2 separate regions of the Homo sapiens genome follow, and region 1 is linked to region 2. The links are chromatin contacts, found by Hi-C or POLR2A ChIA-PET in ENCODE. All regions are on one chromosome and are shown on one strand. The core of a region is the stretch at or near the end of the contact, and the rest is flanking DNA. Distances in the headings are between cores, read along the strand shown. Region 1 holds the start of CLDN16 (claudin 16). Region 2 holds the start of P3H2 (prolyl 3-hydroxylase 2).

Evidence for each region. Hi-C counts contacts between places; a loop is a spot of excess contacts on that map. ChIA-PET counts read pairs that join two places held with the same protein, here RNA polymerase II (POLR2A). Pooled maps may share reads with other maps.
Region 1: a loop to region 2 is called in a map of Caki2, with 5 times the contacts of the local background. The contact joins the promoter of CLDN16 here to the promoter of P3H2 in region 2. A Hi-C loop is called at or near these places in 4 of 168 maps with a recorded cell type or tissue (Caki2, HepG2, MCF 10A and 1 more), 1 of 37 single-sample maps with no recorded cell type and 5 of 50 pooled maps. POLR2A ChIA-PET finds 5 or more read pairs at or near these places in 1 of 52 experiments (MCF 10A).

The regions. Positions count from the first base shown.
Region 1 is chr3:190,385,671-190,390,068 of GRCh38, forward strand. CLDN16 (claudin 16) reads left to right here and starts at 2,493. Exons shown (of 5, transcript NM_006580.4): 1 at 2,493-2,773. The coding sequence starts at 2,660. RefSeq lists an enhancer at 750-1,044.
Region 2 is chr3:190,118,659-190,123,087 of GRCh38, forward strand. It overlaps P3H2 (prolyl 3-hydroxylase 2), which reads right to left and starts at 2,239. Exons shown (of 15, transcript NM_018192.4): 1 at 1,594-2,239. The coding sequence starts at 2,073. It overlaps P3H2-AS1 (P3H2 antisense RNA 1), which reads left to right and starts at 2,306. Exons shown (of 4, transcript NR_126419.1): 1 at 2,306-2,431. RefSeq lists silencers at 1,716-1,795, 2,006-2,235, 2,182-2,476 and an enhancer at 2,446-2,625.

The sequences.
Region 1 (4,398 bases), core at 1,243-3,742, 270 kb after region 2:
TTTCTTTCCATTAAGTTCTGATATTTGGATTTGGGACCTATTGGTGCTAGTTAGGGAAGAGTTTGTAGCAAAGATGGAATTCTGATACCCTCTTTTCTAAAACTTTGTCTGTGATTTGTAGTATATAACTCTTAAAAAATTGTTTTTCTTTTGTTGTTCTAAACTCATCTCTCAAAGTATGGCCATCTGTTTCAAAATCAGAATTTTATACAAAACACATGTAAAATATGAATTCCTGGCTTCCACTCCCAATTTCCTGAATCCAAATGTCTGGGAGTGGAATTCCTGGGTTTGCATTTATAACAAGTGGCCTTACAGAGTCCAGTGTACACTCAGGTTGAAGAACTACTGCCTTGGAGTGCACTGTTAGCAGGTAAAGTACACTGTGAAAAGTCCCTGTGTGAAATGTCAGCAACAAGTCCAGGACTTTTCCTGCAAAGGGCATGTGCTTTTGGAATTGGTTTGCTCTCCCAGATCAGCAGAGTAAATCTTAATAGCATTTCAGATTTTAGGGCACAGGGAAAGATTCTCTGTGACTCACCAAAGCAGCATGTTTGTATTCCGTGGGCAATGACATTCTTTGAATGAGCACTTAAAAAACAGGTATTTTTTTTCCAACTGTTAAACAAAATAAGTAAAATAAAAGCATCTGTAATGTACCTCGCAGATAGTTATAACGATCGCTAATGTGTACAGTAATCACCCCTTCTCCTTGAGGAATATGTTCAAAGACCCTCAGTGGATGTCAGAAACGAAGGACAGTACTGGATCCTACACACACTATACGCAACAGTAGGTCAGATCACCGAGGCAGCTATTAAGTGACTAAGGGGTGGGTAGTGCATACAATGTGGAAATGCTGGCCAAAGGGATGATTCATATCCCATGTGAAGTGGGATGGCTTGAGATTTCATCACGCTATTCAGAACAGTGTTCAATTTACCACTGATGAATTGTTTATCTATGAAATTTCCCATGTAATTTTTGCAGACCATGATTAACCACTGGTAACTGAAGCCTCAAAAGGGAAATTCTGGATAGCAGGGGTGGTACTGTAGACCCTATGTATAGAAATAATTAAGCTTATATTCCACCTATGGTTTTCCATGCAGCTTTTACATTTAAATTTACGTTTTATATACTTGAATAAAATGAATTAAAATTAGAAAAAACAAAGTTTAGCCACAAAAAGTTTATTATTGTAATATATTTTGAAAAATGGTTTATCAATACTGATTTTAGCCTTTTATACTGTATATTATGATCAAATAATTTTCAAATGGAAAAAAGTAATCCTTTTATAAGCTGTTGGTAAAATAAGAATCTTAGTAGCTGATTCATGCCAGAGTAATTACCTCTTTCTGGCCTTTTCTCTGCTCCTTTCTTTCTCTCCCTCCCAATTTCTTTCTCTCACTCTGTCTCCCCTTTGACATTCTCTCCTACATTAAGAATCACCACTTTGTTTTTACTGTTCTCATTCAAAATTTTTATTTTAGTATATAGAAGTCTACCTGATGAAGAGAAAATGTTGATATATGTGCTTTTTAAAGCATATTAAAGAGTATTGGTTATGGAATTTGTAGACCCATTAAGGATACCTATTCAGATACAGATAAAATTCCAGTTGCCCCAGTTACATATTAAAAACTTTTTTTTACAAAAAAGAAACACACTTTCTTCCTAATATAACAGTTTTTTTTTCTTCATTAGACGCGTTTTCAAACATTGGTCCATGAGGGAAAAGTAATAATATAGGAAATTCTTAGTCATGTTAATATTTTCCATTTAGCTATTACTGACAGATGCTATTCTAAGCGACTTACAGGCACAATATCTTTTATTCCTCATATGAAGAACAAGCATTATATAAAGAAAATATTAATACATGCATTTTCAGAAACTACAGCCCAAGGGCTCTCAGACCATAAATTCAGAGCAAGAATTTCCACCCAGAGCTGTCTGCATTAAAATGCACACTTGTTCCCACTCTACGATGCTGAAAGGTTAGGAGCCTTGGCTGTCCCTACTGCCCAGGTGCTACAAGTCCTTCATGGGGCTGTTCTACGCAACACTTTGGAATGCAGACTCCCTTGAGCGAGCACTTGTTTAGCATAGTTTCACCAGTGGCCTGTCTGTCTAAAGTAGTCGGCGAATATTAAAATAGTCCTAACAATAAAATAACACTCAGTCAACCGTGTAGCCTTCTTCCGAGTGGGGAGGAGAATAGCTCACTCTCCCTAGAGGGCCTAAGAAAGATCAGTTTACAGGTTCCAGCATGGGGTGGGACCCTTCCTCCTTCCCCCGTCTTGGCACTGGCACTTGGTCTGGTGACCACCACTAGCCCACAGTTGGGTCAGAAAACGTTACAGAACTCCTCTCTCCCCCACCCGAAACACACTCAGCCCTTGCACTGACCTGCCTTCTGATTGGAGGCTGGTTGCTTCGGATAATGACCTCCAGGACCCCACTGTTGGTTACAGCCTGTTTGTATTATTCTTACTGCAACTCAAGACACCTGCAGCAGGGCGTGAGAAAAAGTAAAAGACCAGTATTTTCACATTGCCAGGTACCAGAAACACAGAAGACTGACACCCGCCACTTAAGTGGGGCCAGGGCTGGTGTCTGCCCATGTTGCCATCCTGATGGGCTGCTTGCCACAATGAGGGATCTTCTTCAATACATCGCTTGCTTCTTTGCCTTTTTCTCTGCTGGGTTTTTGATTGTGGCCACCTGGACTGACTGTTGGATGGTGAATGCTGATGACTCTCTGGAGGTAAGAAGATAGCAGCTTCTTTTCATGATCCAGGCCAGCCCAAATTTTCGCTAAGTCCCAACTGCCATGTACAACATTCAGTATCTTTACTAAGGCTAATGATACCAAAAATAGGCAACATGGACTATTTATTGAGTCTTTACATTATTAGCTCATTTAATCCTCATAGTTAATTTATGAGGTAGGTCTTGTTATCCCATTAAACAGATGAAGTTACTAAATAGTTCCTCCTTTTTTCACAAGGATAAATTTCCACAAGGGTAATTAAGTGATCTCTGCTACTGAGACCTCCAGAAATTCACGTCTTCCATTGCTGCATATATCATATTGAGTAACATTTCAGTACCACCCTTTTTTCTAAGATAAATTTTTTACTCTTGATGACAGCATTAAGAATAGTGTGATAGACTTTTTTTAAGGAGTGTTAATAATCTAAAACGTTGAGAAAGAAAATGCAAGGCATGCAAAACCTACCCAATTAACATGCAAGAGGAAAAAACATTATCTTAATGATTTCCAAGTAAAAGAAAAAATGTTGAGGGAGAAAATGTCTTTCCAGTGCATCCCAATGTACGGGGGACAGGCATGGATTTAAATCCTCCCTTAAAATGAGTTGCTCTAGGGAACTGACTACTATTCAAAAGATGAGTGAGTGGGTTCACATTTGAGGATTTTATTTTTCTCGCTGGAGAAGCTCAGAAAGAAGTAATTTTGAAGTTCAAAACCATTACCTGTGGCCATAGGAATCTGAGAGAGGCAGAACTGAGTAAAAAATCAAATCTTCAGAATTAGCTGCTGTTCATTAATGAGGCTTAGGAAAACACAGGTAAGAAAAAGAAACAATATTTCAAGAGCTCAAAAAAAGGAGTATATAGCAAAACAATTTGCTTTTTAATGTGCATCCTGAAGGGAACAATTTACCCTAGCAAATGCTATAATGTCACCTCTATAAAGTTTAAGAAAGATACTCGACTGAGTTTATATATTTTTCTTCTAATTTTCTTTATTAAACTCTCAAATTGGAGTTCCAAATGGAAAGTAATAATGATTCTATTTTGCTGTGCATTATTTTTGCTGCTCGCTTTTTCTTGCTTTTAATTTGCCTCTGACTTGAACATGGCATTTCAAAACCAATGGAGTTAGGAATACCTCTTTAATGCTAGAAAATTACATTTCCAAAAATTGTGATAGAATTGAACTACTGTAAAGGATGTCTGCTATAAGTGAGCCCAGTGATGCATTTTATCTGGCCATGAATATATGCAAAGAATGAAATAAATGCCCTTTGAACAGTGCTCAGGGAAAAGTGCAGATAAAACGTTCTGCTGTCATTAGTTTGCCATTATCTAGATGGCCAGTGGTAGGTGATGAATACAGAAATATGTTTAACTTGAGCATAATTATAATTATGTTTTTTAAAATACAAAAAAATGTAAAATCCCATCTAGGGGCATTGTTAAAATATTTTCTAAAACAATTTAAAAGTCTTTCTGCTTAAGCTGACATAATTGCTAACTTCATTTGATAAGAAATAGTTTTAGAAAGGGTCAAACCTTGCTGAGAGAGAGATTGAGAGTCCTGGAATTTAAAGTGTCTTCTTTCATTTTAGTATAACCAACCAATTT
Region 2 (4,429 bases), core at 989-3,488:
TTATACTTAGTTGAAATTTCGTGCACTCCACCAACAGTTGCCAATCTGAGAGAACCCTACCACAGATGAGGGCAGAGATCTTGTGGGATGAGCTGCAAAAGGCATTTGGATATTTGAACATGGTATGTACTTTCATCTCCTTAGAAACACAGCCTGGTCCAGCCGTGCTCACGCCTATAATCCCAGCACTTTTGGAGGCGGAGACGGACGGGTCACCTGAGGTCAGGAGTTCGAGACCAGCCTGGCCAACATGGTGAAACCCCTTCGCTACTAAAAATACACAAACACACACAAAAATTAGCCCGGCATGGTGGTGCACACCTGTAATCCCAGCTACTCAGGAGGCTGAGGCAGGAGAATCGTTTGAGCCCGGGAGGCGGAGGTTGCAGTGAGCCCAGATTGCACCACTGCACTCCAGCCTGGGTGACAAGAGCAAAACTCCGTCAAAAAAAGAAAAGAAAAGGAAGAGAGGAGAGGAGAGGGGAGGGGAGGGGAGGGGAGGGGAGGGGAGGGGAGAGGAGAGGAGAGGAGAGGAGGGGAGAGGAGAGGAGAAAAGAAAGCAAAGCAGAGCACAGCAGAGCAGAGCAGAGCAGAGCAGCCTGGTCCATTGGCTAGCATGAACAACCAACCCCAAAGCTTCCACTTTTCCGGTAGCTGTAGAAGATACATTGATATATTAACACAGAAAACGAGAAAGAAGGGTTAAGAGTGTCAATTTGAAGGAAAATTGGGTGAGTGGCAGTGGAGGTTGAAGAACTCATTCAAATTCCCTCTGCTGAAGCATCCAGAGAGATCTTCAAAGTTATGGATGTGAACAATATGTCAATATGCATACTATACCTCCTGACGCTAACTTTAGGCAAGTTAGGCATACAAAAATAAAACTAGAAAGAGAGGACTGATGCCTAGTAACCCAGTCCAATGCATACCACCAGAAAACGTAAGCCCTCTATCAAAGGAGAAAAAGTCAACACTTAGGGTGGATACTTTGACTGAGACTGCCTCAAACAGCTTCGCCTCCTCCAAGCATACCTTCTCTTTAACCTTTGATCTTTACTTTTTTGTAGGTGAAGGGGAGAAGAGAGAGAAATTTGTTTTGGAACAGGTCTTTCAACTTCACTATTTTGAAGATTCTTTTAAACTTCAGAGAAAAGGTGCAGACTACAGTATAGGAAGGATAAGAGAGAGGAGACAAAAGAAATGGGAAGTGAGAAGGGAGAAGAGAAATGGGAAGTGAGAAGGGAGAAGAGAAATGGGAAGTGAGAAGGGAGAAGATAAATTGTACTAGATTCAGCTTTGTCAATGCCTCATGAATTAGTGCTGAATGGGTACTTTAAACATCACCTTATCAGGACAGTCCTCTTTTTGAGAGAGAAGCTGGCTCTGAGAAAGAGAGAAAAAGACTTGTCCAAGTTAATCAATTGTTGCATACAGAGATAGGGCCACCAGATATCTGGATTCACAAACTGAGACACATATTTAAGGAGACCCAATTCGAAAGACTGAACAGAGATGACGGGGGCAGCAGGGAGGGCTCAAGAGAGCGTGTGAGAGCCGCAGGGGCTTTGCAGTGGAGGAGCGCTCTGTGGGTACCTTGATGTAGGCCCGCTGCAGGTAGTTGTAGGGCACTCTGCGCTGGAAGTCGCTGCGCACATCCTCGCTGACGCGGTGGCGGGATGCGGGGCCCCCGAGGCGCTGGGTCTCACAGCTGCGATAACAGCGCGCCCGCCCCAACAAGGAGCGGAAAAGGGGCAGCTCAGCGCCGGGGCCCTCGCCGGGGGGCGGGGGCGGGAGCGGGTGGCGCGCCGCGCAGTGGCGGGCACAGCGCGTGCGGATTTCCCGCAGGCGCCGGTGGCTGCGCAGCGCCGCTTCCAAGTCGCGCACCGCTCGCTCGTAGTCTCCGCTGTAGTAGGCGGCCGCGCCGCTGGCGTAGAGCAGGTCGAAGGGCTGCAGAGGCCCGGGCTCCAGCTCCAGCTCCCGGCGTGGGCTGTCCGGGGGGCCGCCCCACAGTGGCGGCGGCAGTAGCAGCGGCAGCAGCAGCAGCAGCGGCGGCGCCCAGATGCGCTCCCGCATCCTCCGCCTCAGAGAGGCGCGGGACGGTTACGCTCGAGAGGGCTTCGGGGCACCTCGCGTCCGGGTCCCCTCTCCCACCTTCCCTCGGGGAAGCGCGCCGACTCCGCCGCGATCTGGCCGCTCCGCGAGCCCCAGGTGACCGCCGGCGCTCCGCGTACTGAGAGGCGGAGGCCGTGCCTGGCCAGCCGCTCTTAAAGGGACGCCCACAGCTCACACGCTCCTCCTGCTGCCTGAGACTCCGAGAGCCGCTCTCCCAGGCTCCCCGCTGCAGCGGCGGGGCTGCCAGGGGCGGCACACTCCAGCGCCAGCCAGAGAGCTAGCGCCGCTTGAGGCCGGCCGGGGACGAGGCGCTTTACACGTGAGCTCCCTTCTGGTTGTACAAGTGGATAGTATTAGTCTTCTTTTTGGGAAATAAAGAAAATCCAGCTTAGCAAGGTTAGGGCCTTAATCATATTCTGGAATCTCTGTATGGCCTCGCAGTTTGCAGAGTGCTTCACCTTCTAAATGAAGCCTGGAGCGCCATTTCAGACTGAATCAAACCGTAGATGCCATGTGTACCTACGCAACAAATCTGCGCATTCTGCACGTGTATCCCGGAACGTAAAGTTAAAAAAAAAAAGAATAAATAAATAAATAAATAGAAAAAAAACCCATAGAGGCCCTGTAGGCCCAGATGCGGAGGTTTAAGAAGATAAGTGATTTGCCTAAATGCATAGAGCTGAGAAGTGGCAAAGGACGGACCCAACCCAGGGCCTTTAGAACCAAAGCTTACCGCTTCTTCTCTTGGGGAAGGTTTCTCCCTTACCTTTTCGTCCAACTTGGTGTGGATGTGTGTCCGGGCATTGGATCAGGGCGCTGGGCCAGGGGAAGAACAATATATAGCCTGCCTTTCCTGTGCAGCCCGTGGTTTTACAGGGCCCAGAGAACCTTTGGAGGCAGGAGGAGCTGTACTCGCATTCTGGCTCCGTCCGTTTACCAGCTGTGTGACCTTGGCAACTGAGGGCCTCAGTTTCCTCATCTCCTAAACAGCCAGACGCCTAACACGTAAAATGCTATTCAGAAAAAAATTCTTGCTGTGGGCCAGGTGCAGTGGCTCACCCCTGTAATCCCAGCACTTTGGGAGGCCAAGGCGGGTGGATCACCTGAGGTCAGGAGTTCGAGACCAGCCTGGCCACCATGGCAAAACCCCGTCTCTACTAAAAATACAAAAATTAGCTGGGCGTGGTGGCACGTGCCTGCAGACCCAGCTACTCAGGAGGCTGAGGCAGGATAATTGCTTGAACCTGGGAGGTGAAGGTTGCAGTGAGCTGAGATCATGCAGCCTGGGTGACAGAGTGAGACTCCGTCTCAAAAACAAAAAAAACAAAGAAAAAGAAAAGAGAGGAGAGGAGGGGAGGGGAGGGGACGGGAGAGGAGAGGGAAATTCTTATTCTAAGAGTTGAACAAAGAGGCAATTTAGTATATCCCTTACCTCAAGGAATTAAGCAATCTGCATCAATCTAGGAATGAGAAAGCTGACAGAAATGGTTGCCAGATTCCAAACGACTAGCTGGAGGCTTCCTGTTCCTCCCCTTCTCCTCTGTCACGAATACATTCTTAGCCAAGGTGTTCCCCTCTTTCGTGTTCCTTGGCTTCACACTCTCACAAGAATATTGGTTGGACCCTGGATCCCAGCCTGCCTCCTGGAGGCATTTCTGTGGTCTTCTAGTGCCTGTGAGAATCTCATCAGTCTTTCAGCCCCTGCAATGGTGAGCAGAGGGACAGGCAATGGGAAAAAGACTCACGCATGTATCTAGTTGCTATGATTTTTCCGAAGAAGGCTTTTATGTGGAATCACCACTACGCTGAGGGGCTTGCCAGAGATTCATGCTGATTCCTTCATTCATTTTGTTAGGTTTGACCACTCAGGCCATGAACAGCCCTGGCTGTGTAATTCCAAGAGACACTGATGAATCATGCTCTTTTTTTTTCCCACCAAACGTTACTAATTCGGCTCATATCACTGATGAAAAAGCTCCAGTTTGGAGCTGAATGTATATTGAATGCCTTGGATGGTCAGTGTTCCAGAATTAGCACATCAGTCATCTGCCCAGACTTTTTCTCTAGAGATTGTCTGTTTTCAGATAAAGATTTTGGAGTCTAGTCCAGGGTTATCAGTCCACTTGTGGAAGGTTTTGAAGCACATCAGGATAGGAACTCCTGCTGTGGGACTGAGGGCAAAGTGCCAGGATACCTTGCTACATTCTATTTGTACATTTGGTGACATTTCTACATCATTTAATATATTTCAATTAAATTAACAATTTTTGATGCCTACTCTTAAAGTAAATATTCTAGGTGAAAGAGAAGATAAGTC